3 separate regions of the Homo sapiens genome follow, and regions 1 and 2 are each linked to region 3. A link is a contact called in ENCODE Hi-C or POLR2A ChIA-PET data. All regions are on one chromosome and are shown on one strand. Each heading gives the region's core, a stretch centred on a gene start or an enhancer-like site at or near the end of the contact. The rest is flanking DNA. Distances are from core to core; before and after follow the strand shown.

Evidence for each region. Hi-C counts contacts between places; a loop is a spot of excess contacts on that map. ChIA-PET counts read pairs that join two places held with the same protein, here RNA polymerase II (POLR2A). Pooled maps may share reads with other maps.
Region 1: a map of B cell shows a loop between it and region 3 (21-fold over the local background). The contact joins the promoter of PPP1R15B here to the promoter of MIR29B2CHG in region 3. A Hi-C loop is called at or near these places in 2 of 168 maps with a recorded cell type or tissue (B cell and ascending aorta) and 6 of 50 pooled maps. POLR2A ChIA-PET finds 5 or more read pairs at or near these places in 1 of 52 experiments (K562).
Region 2: a map with no recorded cell type shows a loop between it and region 3 (10-fold over the local background). The contact joins the promoter of ATF3 here to the promoter of MIR29B2CHG in region 3. A Hi-C loop is called at or near these places in 1 of 168 maps with a recorded cell type or tissue (mammary epithelial cell), 1 of 37 single-sample maps with no recorded cell type and 9 of 50 pooled maps.

The regions. Positions count from the first base shown.
Region 1 is chr1:204,410,562-204,413,261 of GRCh38, reverse strand. It overlaps PPP1R15B (protein phosphatase 1 regulatory subunit 15B), which reads left to right and starts at 1,445. Exons shown (of 2, transcript NM_032833.5): 1 at 1,445-2,700. The coding sequence starts at 1,851. RefSeq lists enhancers at 1,158-1,207, 1,218-1,917, 2,178-2,327, 1,634-2,468 and a silencer at 1,253-1,699.
Region 2 is chr1:212,607,420-212,610,119 of GRCh38, reverse strand. It overlaps ATF3 (activating transcription factor 3), which reads right to left and starts at 1,359. Exons shown (of 4, transcript NM_001674.4): 1 at 1,190-1,359. RefSeq lists silencers at 538-717, 728-867, 1,488-1,697 and enhancers at 978-1,037, 776-1,733, 1,734-2,691.
Region 3 is chr1:207,821,421-207,824,120 of GRCh38, reverse strand. It overlaps MIR29B2CHG (MIR29B2 and MIR29C host gene), which reads left to right and starts at 1,418. Exons shown (of 6, transcript NR_135299.1): 1 at 1,418-1,917. It overlaps LOC148696 (a long non-coding RNA gene), which reads right to left. Exons shown (of 1, transcript NR_026817.1): 1 at 1,525-2,700. RefSeq lists a silencer at 1,228-1,407 and an enhancer at 1,548-1,727.

The sequences.
Region 1 (2,700 bases), core at 196-2,695, 3.4 Mb after region 3:
TCTGTGAGTTTAGTTTGCCCCACACCAGACATGTATGTACGCAGCACTGCCCAACTTTTACATAAGATCTCAGGTTGATGGTCTACATAGTACTGAACAATAGGAGAACCCTGAAATATCTGTCAGGCTGGGCGCAGTGGCTCACGCCTGTAACCCCAGCACTTTAGGAGGCCGAGGCGGGCAGATCACTTGAGCTGAGTTTGAAACCAACCTGGGCAACACGACGAAACCCTGTCTCTATAAAAATATGCAAAAATTGGCCGAGCACGGTGGCTCACGCCTGTAATCCCAGCACTTTGGGAGGCTGAGGCGGGCGGATCACAAGGTCAGGAGATCGAGACCATCCTAGCCAACATGGTGAAACCCTGTCTCTACTAAAAATACAAAAAATTAACTGGGCGTGGTGGCACACGCCTGTAGTACCAGCTACTAGGGAGGCTGGGGCAGGAGAATCGCTTGAACCCGGGAGGCGGAGGTTGCAGTGAGCCGAGATTGCGCCACTGCACTCCAGCCTGGCGACAGAGTGGGAATCCGTCTCAAAAAAAAAAAAAATTTAGCTGGGCGTGGTGGTGCGAGCCTGTAGTCCCAGCTCCTCGGGAGGCTGAGGTGGGAGGCTCACTGGAGCCCAGGAGGTTGAGGCTGCAGTGAGCCGAGATCGCACTACTGCACTCCAGCCTGGGCGACAGAGCTAGACCCTGTCTCAAATAAATAAATAATAAAAATCTAAGACTACGATAACCCTACAGTTGGCCCGCGGGGCATTCAACCTTCCATGGATTGAAAATATTCGGGAAAAATAAAGATAATAAAACATAATACAAATAAATACAGTATAACAACTAGTTCCATAGCACTTGCATTGTATTAGGTATTATACTTAATCTAGGGGATGGTTTAAATATCTGGGAAGGTGTATGCAGGTTATATGCAAACACTATACCATTTTACATAAGGGACTTGACCGTCTGCGGATTCTGGTGTCTACGGGGTCCTGGAACTAATCCCCATTTCATGAGAGGGGATGACTGTACACACGTCAGTGTGTATTAGGCCATCAAAACGCCTCCGGGAAATTCTCGGGTTATTTTGAAAACCCCTCCCCTCCCCAAGACCTTTAACCTAGAGGGCTGTTGGGGCGGTCTCCTAGGAGACCACACAGAAACGACTGCGCATGCGTGCATTCCCCCCCCCCCCCCCCCCCCCCCCCCCGCCCCGGCTGATGCAACCTCACGCTGCCGTGCGGCTCTACCTCGAGTAAGGAAGCCGACAGGGAAATCTGGCAAAACCAATCGGCGGCCACACGGAAGTGGGCGGAAAGGCCCGCCCCCCGGGGATTTTGCGAGTGACGTTGGGCGGCGCGGCGCTAGGGACGTAGACGCCCAACAGTCCTGCGTCTCTTCCGGCGTCTAGGGGGGTGTCCTGCCGGCGCGCGGGCCCTGCGGCCATTTTGGGCTTCGCTTCCACCGCACCAGCCGGCCTACCCAGTCCTTCCGGTATCGCGTTGCTCAGGGGCTTTTCAACCCTCTGTCAGTCGGAAAACCATCGCCGAGGCCGTGGGGGGACTCCTATCCATGGTGTTGAAGCGTCGAGCCGACTAGGGAACCTCCTTCCCCGCCAGGATGGAAGTCGCATCAGTCGCCGCCTATTGCGCGGGCTGTTCTTCCCTGTGTTCTGCCGCCCGCTGCCGCATTCGCTGCCCTCTGTGGCTTTTCTGCTGGCTCGAAGATCGGCCTGGAGCAGCGACGCCACCGCTGGGCAAGGCCGAGACTCTGTAGGCTTCCTCCGAATCCCGTCGACCTCCAGCCGCTGAGCGCCGCGGCCCTACCTGAGAGACTGTCAAGAAAAAGGAGATGGAGCCGGGGACAGGCGGATCGCGGAAACGGCTTGGCCCTCGGGCGGGCTTCCGGTTCTGGCCACCCTTTTTCCCTCGGCGATCGCAAGCAGGCTCTTCTAAGTTCCCGACGCCTCTTGGCCCGGAAAACTCCGGGAACCCCACACTGCTTTCCTCTGCCCAGCCCGAGACTCGGGTCAGTTACTGGACGAAACTGCTCTCCCAGCTCCTTGCGCCGCTCCCCGGATTGCTTCAGAAGGTGCTAATTTGGAGCCAACTTTTCGGTGGAATGTTTCCGACCAGATGGCTAGATTTTGCTGGAGTCTACAGCGCCCTGAGAGCCCTGAAGGGACGGGAGAAACCAGCCGCCCCCACAGCGCAGAAATCTTTGAGTTCGCTGCAGCTCGACTCCTCAGACCCCTCGGTCACCAGTCCCCTTGATTGGCTAGAGGAGGGGATCCACTGGCAATACTCGCCCCCAGACCTAAAATTGGAGCTTAAGGCCAAGGGAAGTGCTTTGGACCCTGCAGCACAGGCTTTTCTCTTAGAGCAGCAGCTGTGGGGAGTGGAGCTGTTGCCCAGTAGCCTTCAATCCCGTCTGTACTCTAACCGGGAACTTGGCTCTTCGCCCTCTGGGCCTCTAAACATTCAACGCATAGACAATTTCAGTGTGGTATCCTATTTGCTGAACCCTTCCTACCTGGACTGCTTTCCTAGGCTAGAAGTCAGCTATCAGAACAGTGATGGAAATAGCGAGGTAGTCGGCTTCCAGACACTAACCCCAGAGAGCAGCTGCCTGAGAGAGGACCATTGTCATCCCCAGCCGCTGAGTGCAGAACTCATTCCGGCCTCGTGGCAGGGATGTCCAC
Region 2 (2,700 bases), core at 110-2,609, 4.8 Mb before region 3:
CCAGTGGAAAGAAAGCTGGTGAGGGAAAAGATGCCCTGCAGAAAAGTCCCCTTTCCCCCACTGTCTGGACACTGGTGAATGACATTAGATAGAGACCCACCCCATTCAAGTCCCCTCACTGGCTCCTTTTCTCCCCACTACACCACTCCAAAATCTGAAAATCTCCAGACAGAAAGGACCTTAGTAGTTATCTGGTCCAACCACTGCATTGTGCCCTCCAACACGCAGAGGGGGCCGGTACTGCCCATGTGCCCTTATTTCCCGGCTCCGCATACTGAGGCCCAACGACATCGATTGCAGTGTAAGCGCTCAGAGTCCTGGCACTAGACCACAAAGCCATTCTCTCAAATATCTGCACAAGTGGCTCCACACCCTCGCTTCCCCGCCACGGTGGGTCTCCCGCGGACCCGCCGAAGGAAAAGCCAGAGTGAGAGTCCCAGGTGTGTGGGAGTCCCGGGCTCGGGGTCCGGACACCAGCCGTTGCCGGGAGCCCTCCCCGTCTTCCGCCCCGGGACAGCGCGACACCAGCGCTCGCCACTTCCAAGCTTATCCCAGCTAACTTTTTCTCGGGGTTGCCTTCACGGTCCTGCCGCCAGTGCTGCGGGGTACCCAGGGCGACCCCCAGCGGCCGCGCCCGGGACGCCTCCCGCCCTCTCGCCCCTTCCCCATTCATTCCTCTCGGCGCGTGGGGCAGCCCTCCCGCAAGCCTCCGGCCTTCGTGCCTCTCTGCGCCCCCCCCCCCCCACCCGGGAAGGATCGGCTCCCACAGTGCCGTGTCTCGAAGCGAGGGATGGAGCGGGACGGCGAGCGAGGCAGCCTCGGACACCCCAACGCACCCGCCCACCCACCTTACGCCCTCTCCCAGCCGGGCAAGCCAGCGCCGTCGGCGGAGAGAAGCGGCGCTCGAGGCTGGCGGCAGAGTGGACGCCCGACCTCCGTCACCAGGAACCTTTCGCGCCCCAAGTCAAAAGAGAAAGTTAGTTCTTTCGCTTTGCGGGAAACTTTTCGAAGCGCCGAGGAGCAGCGGTGGCTTAGAAGAAGTTTAAGCCAGAGTTATTTCCAAGCCGGAGGCTGGGGGCGCGGATCCGGGGTGGGTCAGGGGTCGGCGGACTGGTTACTTAGAGGGGCGCGAAGGGAATGAAGGCGAGCAGCCCTCGTCGCGCTCACTCCCTCGGCTTCCAGCGCTCACCTCCAGGCTCCGCTCGGGGCGGCCAGGGTCGGGACGGGGTCGGGCGGGCTGTTTGTCTGGCCGGCGGGCGAGCACCGAGGACTCACGGCCGGCGCGCGGGCTGAAGGGTGCGCTCGGGCGGCGGCGAGAGAAGAGAGCTGTGCAGTGCGCGCCTGGCTGCGTGCGACTGTGGCTTGGAGAGCGTTGCATCACCCCTTTTATAGCCCTCAGGCTGGCGGCGCGGTCGTTTACTCCGTGTTGCCAGTCCCAGGCTGACGTAATGCTATTAATAGCTTCCCGGGAGAACCGGCCGAACGGAGCGGAGGAAGGGGGGTGGAGGAGGGGCCAAGGCGGGGCCGAAGGCGGGTGGAGAGAGGGGGCACTGGTGATGCAAGTTCGGGGAGGAGCCAGCCCAGGCGCGTTCCCCCAGCCTCGCTCACTGAGACACACACCAGCCCGCCCTCTCTCTCCATATCAGGACCGGAGCCGCCCGGGATAGCCGCCAGATGTGCGTACTCGCTGCTGCGTGTTCCAGGCATGACCAATGGTGCCCAAGCCAGCGGCATGACTCCACCGCGCTGGCATCTGTCCCTCCGCTAGGTTGAAGAGCGGGGGGGGCGGGGAAGGTGGGGAGGCGGGTCCCGGCCCCAGCCCAGACTAGGTGAGGCTGGGAAGCGGGCACGACCTTTCTCTAAAATGCGTGGTCATTTTCTGGAGCTTCAGGAAAATACCCCCTCCCCCACTGGCCTCCTACTTCTCTAGCAGGGGCGGAGTAGGGGCAGAAGCGTTAGTCTGTGGTGTGGGGAAGGTGTCCAAAGTCACCCTTCGGTGTATCCACGCCGTTACCCGCCGGGTGTGACCTCTGCGGCGGGGACCGCGAGAAGCCCGCCGGTTAACACAAAAGCGGAGGGCAGCCCTCGGCTGGCACCGTGCGCCCGAGCCCGCAGCCCCGGACACTCCACATGGACGCACACGCAGGACAGCTCCGGGCTCCGAAACTAGGGCGAGTGGTAGGACCGTATCGGTTCGATTTTTTTTTTTTTACAATCACAAAGCGTTTGAAATTGACAAGAACATGTCAGTGAAACCAACAAGAGCGTGAAAAGATCGGAGTCCAGGAGGAATCAGAGGCAACCCGGTGGGAGGGTAGGAGGGGGCGGAAGCCAGCGGCCAGGAGGAGGGGGAAAGAGAAGGTGCTTTGGGGTCCGCGAACCTGCCCAGGCCTGGGGGTCGCCCCGCTCTCAGGCAATATTTAGGGAAAACCCATGTTCAGCTTTCACGTGTTCTTCTGCTCCCAGAGCCGATTGGACTGGGACCGGACGGCCCGGAATGGGGACGCAATGACCACAGGCGGAACCCGCAGCAGAAATCCCCTCTGCCCTCAAGCCAGGGTGGCGGGAAAGGCGGGGCCCCGTGGTCCGAGATTCGAGCTGAGACCTCAGCAGAACTGGGTTTGAACCTTAAAAACGATTTCCTGGTTCTTATTCCCCGACCCCAACAATTTCTGCTCAGAGAGCGGCAGAACCAAGGAA
Region 3 (2,700 bases), core at 169-2,668:
CAACACAAGGAGCAGACTGGAGAATTTAGATCTGCGTCACAGAGCTGAGAGAGAGAGAGAGAGAGAGAGAGAGAGAGAGAGTGAGAGAGCGAGCGAGCAAGCAAGCTCCGTCGATAGGTCTGCTAGCAACAGCCGTGCTGCAGCAGAGAGAGAGAGAGAAATCAAGAAACAAGTCATAGCAACACCGGGCACCAGGTTCTGCCAGCTCACTTGCTGAGCGTTCAGAGATCTGTCAGGGCCAGAGGCCTCTGGGTAGCCTAGGCTAGGAGATGACACGCAAGGTGGCACGGGCGGTTCCCGTGGGGAGGAGGTGGGGTGGTGGTGGGGGGCAGGGGTGGGAGCAAGAGGTTGTGGGGCGACGGTGGAGGGTTTGATGGGACCAAATTCTGGAACATTCGGGACTGCGGCACCTTACGGCGGGACCAAGATTTGGGTCTGCGCAGGCGGCGATGGGTGGTCCGACGGGCTTCAGGACTTGATGGCGTAACCCCCTTCTTCCCCCACGTATGTATTTGCTGGGATCAGGGGCGCTGTCTCTGTGTATGTGGGTGCTCTGTCTTTCTCACCTTCTTTCTCGATTTTTGCTATTTATTTCTCTGAGGGAGGGTTTTTTCCCACTTTAATTTCTTTTCCCTAGTGTCAGCTGCTCAAGCCTGACCAGGGTAGAGGTGAGAGGAGTGAACCATCCCCTGCTTCCCACCTGACCTCCCAGCTTTTACCCTATTTCCTTCTAGTGGACAGACAGACTGGTTCTCCAAGTTGTTTGGGTGTCAGCGTCCATCTGTCTGTCCGTGCAGGTCTTATGTGGAAGGTAAGGGAGTGAGAAGTGCCGAAAGGAAGACAGAGGGACAGTTTTTTCCCAGGGGTTGCCTTATTGAAAGGTCTGGCCCTGGGATTCTGAGGCTGGTGGGGAGCCGAGTGGCCAGGGTGGGGTGTGGGCTGGGAGAAGTGGGGTAAAGCTGGTAGGTTTGTCACTGCGTAGTTGGGAAAAGTGGGGAATGGTGACGCAGTCACTGTTGCATCTGGTTAGGAGCTCTATGGGGACAGGTAGTGAGGCTCCTGGGGTCTCTGTGGCCAGCTGAGAGGGGTTAAGGATGAGCTAAGAAGGGAAGCTAGCATTTAGAGATTAAATGTCATCCTTTTGGCGTTGGAAAGTTGTTTACCTTGCGCTCTCTGTGTCTCCATGTTGGCTCCCTTCCAGTTCACATGTGATGGCCTTCCCTGTACTGCTGCATCATTAACTAAGTGACTGAGCTGGCCTTCCATTGGCCAGGGGAGGGCTCTCCCTCCAGACACTTCCTCTGATTGGTGGGTGGGCCAATGGCAGGTGAAAAGCTTTTTTTGATTGGCTCAGGGCAGGGTATCAAATCTGAATTTGCATTTCACTTGCTTAAAGGGGAGCGGGGAGAAGCCCAGCAGCTTTCTAAAATCTCTTTAGGGGTGTGCGTAGGCTCCTGTGTCTATGCCTGCTTTTGACTGCCCAGTTGAAGCCTCTTCCTATGCCTTTTAAAATTTCACGCACTATAAGGAGGAAGAGCTCAGGGCTCCCAAAACTTTTTATTTAGAGGGAAGAATGCTAGGGAGATGGGTATGCAGAGGGTTGACCAAATTGGAAGAAAATATTTATTCTGTAGTTTGGTGTTGGAAAAGGGAATTTTCCAATCAGCCACACCTCAGTGTTGCGGCAAAATAATTCTTGGCTCCCCTGGAAACGCATGGGCAAGGTAGGGCAGAGCTGCTGCTGCTGATACTGCCACCACCCTGGGCTTCCTGCTGACTCTGGGCTACTCCCTGGGGACAACAGATTTGCATTGACGTCCGGGGCTGTCCAGAGGCCCTCAAGAGCCAGTTGTGAGCTGAGCCCAGTATGGGAAAGATCTACCTTCTGGAAGCTACTACTACGTGGTGCTTGGAAAGGTGAGGATGGGGGACTGACCCCAGGAAATTGCTCGAAACTCCGCATCTGGTGGGATTTCCAGAAAAGTCAGTGGGAGACGGGAGGTTTGGAGGCCCCGGGTTAGAAAGGTTTGTCAGTCTAGGGAATGAGGAGAATCAGAATAAAACTAGGGCAGCAGGCTGTCCGCCTTTGGTTGGGGGAGGGAGGCCTCGAAAAATCAGGGTCCCGGCTCTCTAACCTGTCTTTGTCGCAGGTCTCACGTTTGTGGGGAGGGGGTTTACCAAGCCCTGCGCCATGCGCAGTGGCCCCCACCCGTGACTGCGCATCTGGAAGCGCAGTGCGCCCTGGGTCTCTGGCCTAGGACGAGCACCGCCCTTCTTATTACATAACTGAGGGCATGGCACGCGCCTTCTCGGCCCTTCCTTGCAACCCTACCTTCTTGCTCCCCAGGGCCCATAGAGCTGGGGAGGGTCTGACTGGGTAGCAGTGAAGGACTGCAATCCCTGGGAGGGCTAACTCTTGTCTAGTTACTGGCAGGAGCCAAGCTTGAGGACAAAAGTGGTGGTTTTCTAGCCTCATCTTGGGGAAGAGGCTACAGAACATCCTTCTGAGTGCCCCATACCACCTATGGCCCCTAGGGCCTCTCTGGTGGAGGGGGTGGCACCCTTCTTTCACTCATGTCCCATCTGATTTTTGAGAGGATGTTTCTGAAGGAAAAGATGTGATGATTATCGGGGGCTTGGTTGGGAGGTAGTTTTGACAGTTTACTCCCCTTGTCACTGGCTTCCCCTCTTTTCCCTGGG